2 separate regions of the Homo sapiens genome follow, and region 1 is linked to region 2. Evidence: chromatin contacts called from ENCODE Hi-C data. All regions are on one chromosome and are shown on one strand. The core of a region is the stretch at or near the end of the contact, and the rest is flanking DNA. Distances in the headings are between cores, read along the strand shown. Region 1 overlaps LRMDA (leucine rich melanocyte differentiation associated). Region 2 holds the start of ZNF503-AS2 (ZNF503 antisense RNA 2).

Region 1 (4,989 bases), core at 1,508-4,007, 1.0 Mb before region 2:
CACAGGTCCCATCCACACATAAGGGGAGGAGATCTCACAAGGGTATGAACACCAGATAACAGATATTATAAGGACCATCTTAGAAGCTGCTGCCACATCATGGTAGGATGACTGGATTGGTGGAAAGACTAAATTACACAGGCCATGAAGGAAATGATTAGACTCAATGAAAAAGCACTAACTTTAGGAAGAACAGATATTTTCAAGTGGTATAATTCACAGGACTTGGCAACTAGTTCTATGTGGGAAGTAAAGACAAGGGAGAAAATAAAAGTTCCAAGGTTTTGAACTCTAGTAACTGGAACTACAGGAGCAGTTAAGAGAAAGAGAGAACAGAGGAGAGGCTGGTTGCCATTGTTTTGGGGGGAAAAAGAGAACGTACTGAATTCGAGATCCTAGAATACTATTCAAGGTGACCATATACTTAGCAATGCTAAATTTCAGGAATGCTATGAAGGCTGGAAATCTATATTTGAGAGACATCTGTACACAAATGACAGCTCATGGCATGTGATTGGATAAAGAAAATGGAGCTATCTCCAGTGATTTTATAGCTTGGAATGAGGATGCCCTGGCAACTCTCTTCTTGTGGGAATTCTAGCCTGACTTTTAGGTTAAAGTTATTCAGAAGGGCCGGAAGAGGACCTTCAAGTCAAAACAAAAACTTTAGTATGTCTGCGAGTCTGCCAAGAGCCAACTACTTCGAAAACTGATCCCACCAGGATTTTTCCAGAGACAGAGAGGTCTAGATGCAGGCAAAGGCCCCTCAAAAACACAAGCACATACACTGACATGTAAATAATAATAACAATATTATATTGTTTCTTAGTATTTTCAAATCAACTTTATTAGAAATTAAACCTTGGGATCACCTTTATTTCATTTTGCAGATGAGAAAACTGAGCCTTGCTCTAAATCACACAGACAACATCTATGACCAGAATTAGTGATGATCACTTTCTTCCATGATACAAAATTTTAGACCTGGAATCTGAATCTAAGATGCATTCTCCTAGATTTTCATGCACAAAGTCAAGGACCTACTTTATTAACATAAACACAAATGAGCACACATTTCCCAAAGCTATCAGAGGTTAATTAAATTTGGAAGCCCCAAAGACCCAAATTTTCCAAGTGAAGAAATGATCTTGGAATACTGCATCAAGTGGGAATAAGGAACTCCTGGCCTCCCAAGAGAAACCATCCTTTTCTGAGAAACTCATGGAAAAGGTTAAGGAAACTCAGCTGGCTTCCCAGTTGTTATCTGGTACGAAACTCAGCAAACTTTCAAGCCAGACCAAAAACCCAAGGCATTCCCTGTTGCCAATCCATATCATAATCAATGTTGATTGAATGTCTGAATGTAATTTGAATGAAAAGCATTTCAAAGCACAGAGGTTCTGTTCCCAATAAGTTTAGTCTATATAATCAAATGCATTCTTTCTGGCCCAATCAGCAGAGGCTTGGCAGAATAAAGGACTTTGGTATGAGCAAAAAAATCCAAGCTTAAATCTTACAATTGCCCCTTTGAGGGTCGTTGACTAGGCAAGTTTTACAGTGGTGTACTGAAATGAATACTGCCTCTATGCAAAGCAACAGGAGGTCACATTATAATTAGAATGCAATCAGTGGAATTGGTTATGGCTTGGTTTTCTTCCTGAAATGACAATCTATGCCACATCTGCCATTACATTAATATTTTCTGCATTACTAGAAGAACAGAGGGAGGGAGCTGGGGGGAGGGGGACGTCAGTGTCTTTCCACTGAGCAGCTGATAGAGTTGTCTTTAGCTAGAAGTCCGCATGAGCTAATCAAGGCCCAAACAGTTCACCTTTAAAATACCCAAACCATCTGGCAGGCTGTCCCATGATAAATCTCAATGATAAATGTCTCCGTTTTGATGTTACAAAGGAGCCGCAGACCTGCTCGGTTCTGGCACAGCTGAAAACATACTGGCAACAGTAGAATAGAACTCAGATGTCCCAAAATAGAGAAGTAAATCATTTTGACCTGCAGGGCATAATATATTTAGAGAAAGCCTGATTGTAATAAAAGGGTTGGACTCATCACAGTTTGTGCTCTAGGAGTGGCAATATATTTTTTGGTAATACTTTTCGGTTAGTGAAAACTCCAGCATGTACAATTTAAAAGCACTCATTCTTTTTCTGTTGTTCACCCCCTTGTTTTTGTGAGTCTTCAGGCATTTCCCTATGCCCCTTGTGAACTACAGCAGTCCCCTCTCTCCGGTTCTCCGACATCCTGCAGGGGAACTGTTGAGGCGAGCATGCCTTCAAAATGATTAATCTGCTCGCCTTTCAGAGGTCTGTTTTGCTGGGCCCATGGCCACTGCCAAGAAAGGACACACTGTGACCACCAGCACCAGGAAGCGAAGGCACAGCCTCCAAACTCAAGGTTAGCCCAGACCTGGTGCCGAGAGGGAATCGTAAAATAAATTATGCCGTGTGGTTTTGGAAGGGAGACTTTTATGTCCAGCCAAGCTTCAGAAACAAATTATGAAGTGGTCAGTTGGCCTTATTTATTTCATCTTTTTCCCCCACAAAGTTAGGAAATTAATTAAACAGGGATATGGAGTGTTAAGGGCAAAGTACGAAAGCTTCCCAATGCTAGTGGCCCCTGCCCCCTTCCCTGGCTGGCCTGAAGCTCAGAGTGAAGGAAGTCAGCCTACCACAGGCATGGCCAATAAAAACAGGGCCTCATCAGTTCCAAGGCTCCTGGGGAGCCGCCTGGGACCTTGTGACAACTGAGCAAAGCCCGGCCTCCTTCTCCACCCTGGTCTGGTTGGTAGCAATGGCTTGACCGATTCCCTCCACAGCTGCTGGGGTCACTTTCTGCTAACTAATGGGAAAGACAGACTTCCCATCTGCCCCCTGACAAATGGTTTAATAAAATGATTTTGCTCACACACCGAAAAGAGAAGCCAGAAACCAGCAAGGGAGGGGACGTGTCTCTAAGAAAAGGGGTTTCAATCTCATCCTTTTCATCTCCAGACAAGTTGAGGGAAAAGAGGGAAGGCAATTTCTCTGGGTGAGTAGAGTTGCGTGGCGTGGCAGAGGCTGTTTCAAAACTTCTGGGGGCCTGCAGCAATGAGAATGTGATTCCTCAGACTCTCAGGAAAATAAGTGCAAGTAAATTTGAGGTAACTATTTTCAATAAAACTTGAAAATATATATATGTATACTGACAGTCCATTTGGAGAGGAAAAGACACAATAATTCATTGGCTGTTGGCAACTCCATTGGAGACAAGTTACCCCATACCTTCCTTCTTGTCTGCCCTGGGCCAAACAACACATATCTAGTTATTTGACTATCTTCCCATAAGTCAGTTCTAGTGGTGCGGAGAGGAGACACCCACTGGATCATCGGCATCACCGGCTCTTTAATCATTTCTCTGGCTCTCACCTGAGTCCTTTCCAGGTCACTGACATCTTGGCTGATTCAGAAATGTGTAGAAAAGAGCAAGGTATTTCAGCTGACATTCCTGCAGGTTCACTGGGGAAGTAGAAAAGAAACAGTGGAAAGGGGCCCCTCTCTCTACTGGGTAAGAGAGTGCACGTGAGTGGCTATAGCTGAAAGAATCGCATCGTCACTTTCTTTCTGCACCATATGGTCTCTCCCTCTCATATCTGATTTATGACTCCCGATCACCACAGATCCTTTGGCTAGGCCACTTTCCACATGTCAACCTACTGTTGAATATTTGGATGCCAACATTTCCCCCAGGGAAAAGAAGAGACAAAGAATAATGATGTCTTTTCTTCTGTCCCCCACTGCCTCCCTACCATGTAGCGTTTCTAGTTTCTAGTTTGTATCATCTGACACAGGAAACCCAGGCTCTTTCTCTAGCCCTTCAAACGTGGCAGCTTCCAGCCATCATCTTCAATCAAAACATGCCCATAGGTTCAGGGGGAAAAACCACAGCCCATGGTAGGATGCTAAAGCCCTTAACTAACTCATCAATTCCAATCTACTAATTGGATTCCAATCTTCTCTTTTCACAAGGAACTTTTTGTATCAGGCAGCCCCAGAAAATAAATAAAATAAAATAAAGCAAAACAAAATGTCATCAGCACTATTGTATAGTACTATCTCTTACAGTTATGCAGTTTATATTCTATTCTCGCCAATTCAATTCAATTCATCGTGTTTTCACACTGTTTTAGAAATACAATTATTTCTTGATTGCCAGTAAGTGTTGAAAAATATCCATTCATTTGATAAATAATTATTGACTACCAGGTACTACCCTAGATTTAGAGCTACAAAGAGAGTTCTCAAATAATTTGACAGTCTGGCTAGAGTCATCTAATGTAAGTCTTAGATTAAGGAAAACTAATATGGGAATCTGAATACACAACAGAGAAAAGAAAAAGAACACATAAGCAAAATAACACAAATGGCTCTAATTCATGTGGTGTGGAGGCAATGCACTTTTGGGAATGGGTTCAAATGTGCTCATCAGTGACTACTGTCAGTGTTATGAGGTGACAATGTTTGTGGCATACAAGTGAAGCCAAGCTGCCCTCTGATGAGCCAAGTCTGCGTTTCATTTCCATCCAGATCCCCCATGTTGTATGGGCTGAGGGGCAATGACTACAATTGTCTGCTAAACAAACTACAGAGGAGAACCAGCTGAGATTGTTGGGCTATGAATCCAAAGATGCATATTATATAGAAAATATAATAATGAGGCAATTATGAGAGTCAGCCAAGGATACAATGGGGTGGAGTCATTGAGCAAAAGCTCTGAAAAGTTTGGAGCTGAGGGAGGACTAGAAATATGGTTTAATTCAGGTTGGTCACACTTCATACAAGAGGGTATTGCACTTACTTGCTCCTCCTGTAGTTATTCTTCTGTGGTGCCTTATTTAATCTCAGCAGTGTGTATCTATTCACCTTTTCAAGGTCAGGTGAATGTGCTAGCTTTAAGTGAAGAGTTTAGAAGTAGTATGCCTGGAACTCAAAAGCC
Region 2 (5,199 bases), core at 2,185-4,684:
GGCCCGCGCCGGCCTTCGGGGGTTTGGCCTCCTGCGCGAGGTGCGCAGGCTCGGACGCTGGCGCCTCCCAAAAGCCCCGGGCGCGCAGGCCCCCAGGCGCCCCCATGCGCTCGGACCCTCGGAGTGGAGTTTTGAGAAAAGCGAACGCACGCTGACCACGACCCGCACCCACGCAGCACAGCGCAGCCCCACGAGCGTGTGTGGCCACACCGGGGGACGCAGGAGCCACTCCACGGCCCCCCCAGGCTTCAGGTGCTGAGGCTGCCTCCCCTGAGCCGCCGGCGTAATAAGCTGCTGGAATTAGAGGAGAGGGGGAAGAGCTGAGTCTGGAGGCTGGGGAGGGACGCCCTTGGCTGCGTCCCCCCCGGCCCTGTCGCAGGCCCCAGAATTTCAGTGCCCGGGCCTCGCGGGGAGGCCGCGGCGATAGCGGCCCAAAGGTGGGCTCGCGGCGTTAGGAGCACTACCATTGGTTGGGTCGACACCTAGACGGCCGCGCACTCAGTAACCAGGCACACATGGACACACCCGAAGGATAAGAGTGCTTCACAGACGCGCTGCCCCGCAGAGACAGCGTAGGACTGTCCCGCCCTCCGAAACGCGCACCTGGGACTTGCTCCCCGGAGACCAGACAACCGCCTCCCTCAGCGTGGGGCCTCGCCACCCGCTCGCCGACTCACCTCCCTCAGATGTCGCACGGACACTACAAACCCCCTTGAATGCAGGTGTGCTCTTACACGCTCACACTGACAAACACCAGCCCCAAGCACACACCGCCTCACTCCCCTCTTCTCTCCAAATGAGCTTCAGTCAAGTTACCATTTCATAAAGTTTACCAACCCAAAGAATCAAGGGATAAAATCCAAACGCAGAAAAAGAATGCCTAGGAGCAAATTCTAAAACTCACCCCGGAAAGTTCTCGGTACCCGTGCGGAGTGGGAGACAGAGAAAGAAGCCGGGGAGGGGAGTCAGGTGGGGGAGGGGAGTGAGATGGGCCAAGAGGAGAGGGCGAGCATACCAAGGGCAGTTCCAGACCCGACCCCCGCGCGCACCCGGCTCAGCCCCAGGTGCGCGCCGGTCGAAACCGGGTCTCCAGGCTCGGCCCCCGCCCCCCACGCGGGCACAGACTGGCTCCCGACTCCCAGAGCTCCCAGCCCCACCATTTATCAAAAGGACTTGACAACAAAAGAAGAGCCGGGGCGGAAAAGCGGAGGAGGGGAGATTCAAAGTCTTCTAAGTCGTTCCGAGGAAGGGGGTGTGTCCTCCTCCCCACCCCCTCTAATTTCTGCGAGTTCCTGGAGGAGACCCTCGAACCCGCTCCGGACGCTATCAGAGCCCCGATAACTCACGCAGCGCCACAGGCATGCATACACACTGGGCATCCAGGTCCAGGTACCCGGTGGCACGCACAGCGCCTCCCCTTTTCTTCCCAAACAACCCGAGTGACGGTGCAAATCGAGGGGAACGCGGCAGTCCCGCTCCGCTTCCCTGGAAGAACCCGCGTTCCCACAGGCAGCCGCCCCCTCCCTCTCTCGCTCCTTCCCTCGGCTCTCCTAGCGCAGCTCATTCCGACTCGGCGTTCCAATAAATTCGAGAGAGCAGCCCCGAGTTACCCTGGCTCCCCAGCCTGCGGGGATGGCGGCAGGTGGGAGAAGGTCGGGGAGGGGGCATGAGTGAGCCTGAGATGTTTCTTCCCCCATACACCCATGGCCAGGCCTCTTCTTCGCAGCCTCTTAGCCCTGCTTACGACCCGAGGGGGTCAAAGAATTGAGGCGAGGTTTGCCCCACCATTGACCTCCAGGACTAGAAGTTCCTTGGTGGTGTGGCTCTTAGAAGTCTCCGAGTTTGGGGTTAGGGAACTACAGAGGGTGGCAGCCTGACCTCCGCACGCAACACGCCCCGCGAGGACTCGCGGCGGCGGGGTGGGGTGGCGGGAAATCTCCCGTGTTAGAAGTTGCCGCCGCTGGTCTCGGGTACCCGGAGCCGCGCCCGAACTCCGCGACCCCAACAGACCGAGGCTCCCAGAGGTGGAAGGGCGTCTCTCCGACACCGAGAGGGCAGGCGCACACTCCAGGCCTGCGCGCCCCTCTCGGCGCCCTGGGCGCACCTGCGCACTTTACTCTCGCTATTCATTTTCCTGACACCGTGCGCCTCTTTCATTCTTTTTCTTAGAGCCCCCACCCCACCCCCATCCCAGGAGGCCGCTCCTCTTTTCCCCTCCTCCAGTTCCCTCTCAATCTCCTCCTTCCTCTCCGTCTCTCTCTCCCTCTCTCTTTTTCCCTTCAAGTCGCACCCGCCTTGTAATCAGCAACAAAAGCTGACATAAATCACGGGAGGATTGACAAGAGCTGACAAATAACTGATTGATTGCGGTCGAGGAACATTGACAATTGATGGAGGGGTGGAGATGCCCAAAGAAGGGGGGGAGGGAGGAAAACAGGGTGGGAGAGTAAGAATGGGGGGTTGGGGGACAGACTGAGGGTGAAACAGAGGAAACATGTGACCCCCGCTGCTGCCCCAATCTACGCGTCCCCGGGCGTCACGTGGCCGGGAAGGGCGGAGAGCCCAGCGCTCCTCGCGGTGTTGAGCCGCCGCCGCTGCGACTGCCCATCTAGCTTCTGGTTTCTCCGCCGCGGAATCTGAGGAAATTAGAGCGGGCGGGCGGGCTTCTTCCAGCTCCGGCTCCCCACCTTGCCTTCTTACCCTGGTGGCTGCGCTGCGCCGCGCGGGATCTCGATTACTGCGAAGGAAAAAACACTGGGTGTGCAGGTTCCCTTCGCCCCTGGAGTTGACAGTCCGGCCGGTGTCCACACTCCCACCGGTGCTCCTTCTGGACACCCCCCGCAGTCTGTTCCTCACGCGCACCCCCCTTCAAAAGAAGGTTTCAGTTTATTTTCGAGCTGGGGAAAGGAAGAACGACGAGGAGGAAAAAAGAGGGAGGCGGCGGATGGCAAACGTAGAATAAATGTCCATCTCGTCCTCCCAGCGAAATCGAGGGAGGGGACACACAGGGGGGCGGCGAAGAGGGAGCTGCCCATTAAAACCGGCACTGAGAGTCCTGGCAGCGGCGGCGGCGGCGGCGCGGGACGCGTCACATCCCCTTGACCCTCCAATCACCTCGGGCTCCCATTTGATTGGAAGGCGGCAAAGGCTTTAATCTCCCCCTTGGTGCAGCTGCTTTTGAAGTGAGTTTCCTCGCCAGAGCCCCGGCTGGACACGCAGCGGCTCGCATCGCAGAGCGCAGCGCCGGCGCGGGGCCGCGAGAACGCAGCGCAGGGGAGCAGCCCGAGGCGGACACCGCGAGCCGCCCGGCACTCCCGCAGTCCAGCCGGCTCCTCTAGCCCGGCCACGGCTCCGCTGCGGGCCACCCAGGATTACTCGCGTCTGGCTCCAGGCGCCGAGAAGGCGCGCTGGGCGCCCGTGGCCGCCGCGCCAGCTCCTCCTCCTCCCGCTGCTCCTGCTCCCGGGGCGAGCGCGCAGCCCCGAGCCCGCCCCGCGCCTCCCGGAGCCCTCCCCCCCGCTGCTCCCATGCGCGCGGGTGGGTCATGAGCACAGCGCCCTCGCTTTCTGCCCTAAGAAGCAGTAAGCACAGCGGCGGCGGCGGCGGCGGAGGCGGAGGCGGCGGTGCAGACCCTGCCTGGACCAGCGCGCTCTCTGGAAATAGCTCCGGCCCCGGCCCAGGCTCGTCCCCGGCCGGCAGCACCAAGCCTTTTGTGCACGCCGTGCCCCCCTCTGACCCCCTGCGCCAGGCCAACCGCCTGCCAATCAAGGTGCTGAAGATGCTGACGGCACGAACTGGCCACATTTTGCACCCCGAGTACCTGCAGCCCCTGCCTTCCACGCCGGTCAGCCCCATCGAGGTAAGGACCCTCTCTCTGGATCGCACTGGGACCACTACCCTGGCTGCCACCCTAGGGCTTTCTTTTTCTCGGGATCTGGGCGGAGGTGGGGGGGTCGGAGTGATTCAGCTCCCGAATGGGGGAAGAGGCTACTGCTTCCGTACCTCAAAACTAGGGCGGAAAAGGGGGAGGAAGTGGAATGGGGCGTGCATGCTAGGGAGCAAGGCTGCCAATACTTGTTTCTCCTTTCGATATGAAAGCCCCTACCCCGACCCAGGCCCCTTCACTCGGCACCGAAGGCAGGCGGAGGTCTGAAATACGGTTCCAAAGTCGCCGTCCTTCGTATCCGCAGAAGCCAGTGTGTGCACACAGCCTCTGAGGCGCCAGCCGCCCGAGCCCTTACTCTGAAGAATTAAGGAGTGTTTGTGGGGAGGGGGTACAGTTCTGGGTCTAGGAACCGAAAACCAAAACATTTTGCTCTTTAAAAATCTAGTTAGCGCTCAGAGAGGGCAGGAAAGATGCTGCTGGGGGTGGTGGTTGGGCGGGGGGAGCAATCTGCTGCCTTTCCCAACGGCGAGAATGTTTGTGAGTGGGTGTTGAAGAGGGGGTGCCGCCTAGAATTGCGCCTTGGGGCTGGGAGGATCTTCGTGGGCTGTTGCGGAGAGGCATTTGAACCCCAGAAGCCAGGATTCTAAAGGGTTTCCACTTCTTTCTCTGTGTGACGCTCCCCCCCCATCGTCTGACCCCGCAGCTCGATGCCAAGAAGAGCCCGCTGGCGCTGTTGGCGCAAACATGTTCGCAGATCGGGAAGCCCGACCCCTCGCCCTCCTCCAAACTCTCCTCGGTTGCCTCCAACGGGGGCGGCGCGGGCGGTGCCGGCGGCGGTGCTGCGGGCGACAAGGACACCAAATCGGGCCCCCTGAAGCTGAGCGACATCGGCGTGGAGGACAAGTCGAGTTTCAAGCCGTACTCCAAACCCGGCTCGGATAAGAAGGAGCCGGGAGGCGGCGGTGGAGGCGGTGGCGGTGGCGGGGGCGGCGGCGGGGGTGTTTCGTCGGAGAAGTCGGGATTCCGGGTACCGAGCGCCACCTGCCAGCCATTCACGCCCAGGACAGGCAGCCCGAGCTCCAGCGCCTCGGCCTGCTCGCCGGGAGGTATGCTGTCCTCGGCCGGGGGTGCCCCGGAGGGCAAGGACGACAAGAAAGACACCGACGTGGGCGGCGGTGGCAAGGGCACCGGGGGCGCCTCGGCCGAAGGGGGACCCACGGGGCTGGCACACGGCCGGATTAGCTGCGGCGGCGGGATTAATGTGGATGTGAACCAGCATCCGGATGGGGGCCCGGGAGGCAAGGCTCTGGGCTCG

What was found. Hi-C counts contacts between places; a loop is a spot of excess contacts on that map. Pooled maps may share reads with other maps.
Region 1: a loop to region 2 is called in a map of ascending aorta, with 2.3 times the contacts of the local background. The contact joins the enhancer-like site here to the promoter of ZNF503-AS2 in region 2. A Hi-C loop is called at or near these places in 2 of 168 maps with a recorded cell type or tissue (aorta and ascending aorta) and 8 of 50 pooled maps.

Annotation. Positions count from the first base shown.
Region 1 is chr10:76,395,024-76,400,012 of GRCh38, reverse strand. The region is part of intron 6 of LRMDA (leucine rich melanocyte differentiation associated); the gene reads right to left. Among named protein-coding and RNA genes, the nearest start is that of KCNMA1-AS1, 490 kb to the left of the region's middle. RefSeq lists an enhancer at 1,019-3,254. Within about 2 kb of position 2,757, at least 10 of the 41 ENCODE cell types and tissues checked have a DNase peak (open chromatin) inside an H3K27ac peak, as active enhancers do; they include ascending aorta, where a contact is called at or near this core.
Region 2 is chr10:75,399,763-75,404,961 of GRCh38, reverse strand. ZNF503-AS2 (ZNF503 antisense RNA 2) reads right to left here and starts at 3,434. Exons shown (of 2, transcript NR_024421.1): 1 at 2,701-3,434. ZNF503 (zinc finger protein 503) reads left to right here and starts at 3,198. Exons shown (of 2, transcript NM_032772.6): 1 at 3,198-3,857; 2 at 4,588-5,199. The coding sequence starts at 3,543. RefSeq lists enhancers at 1-156, 1-234, 3,696-4,196.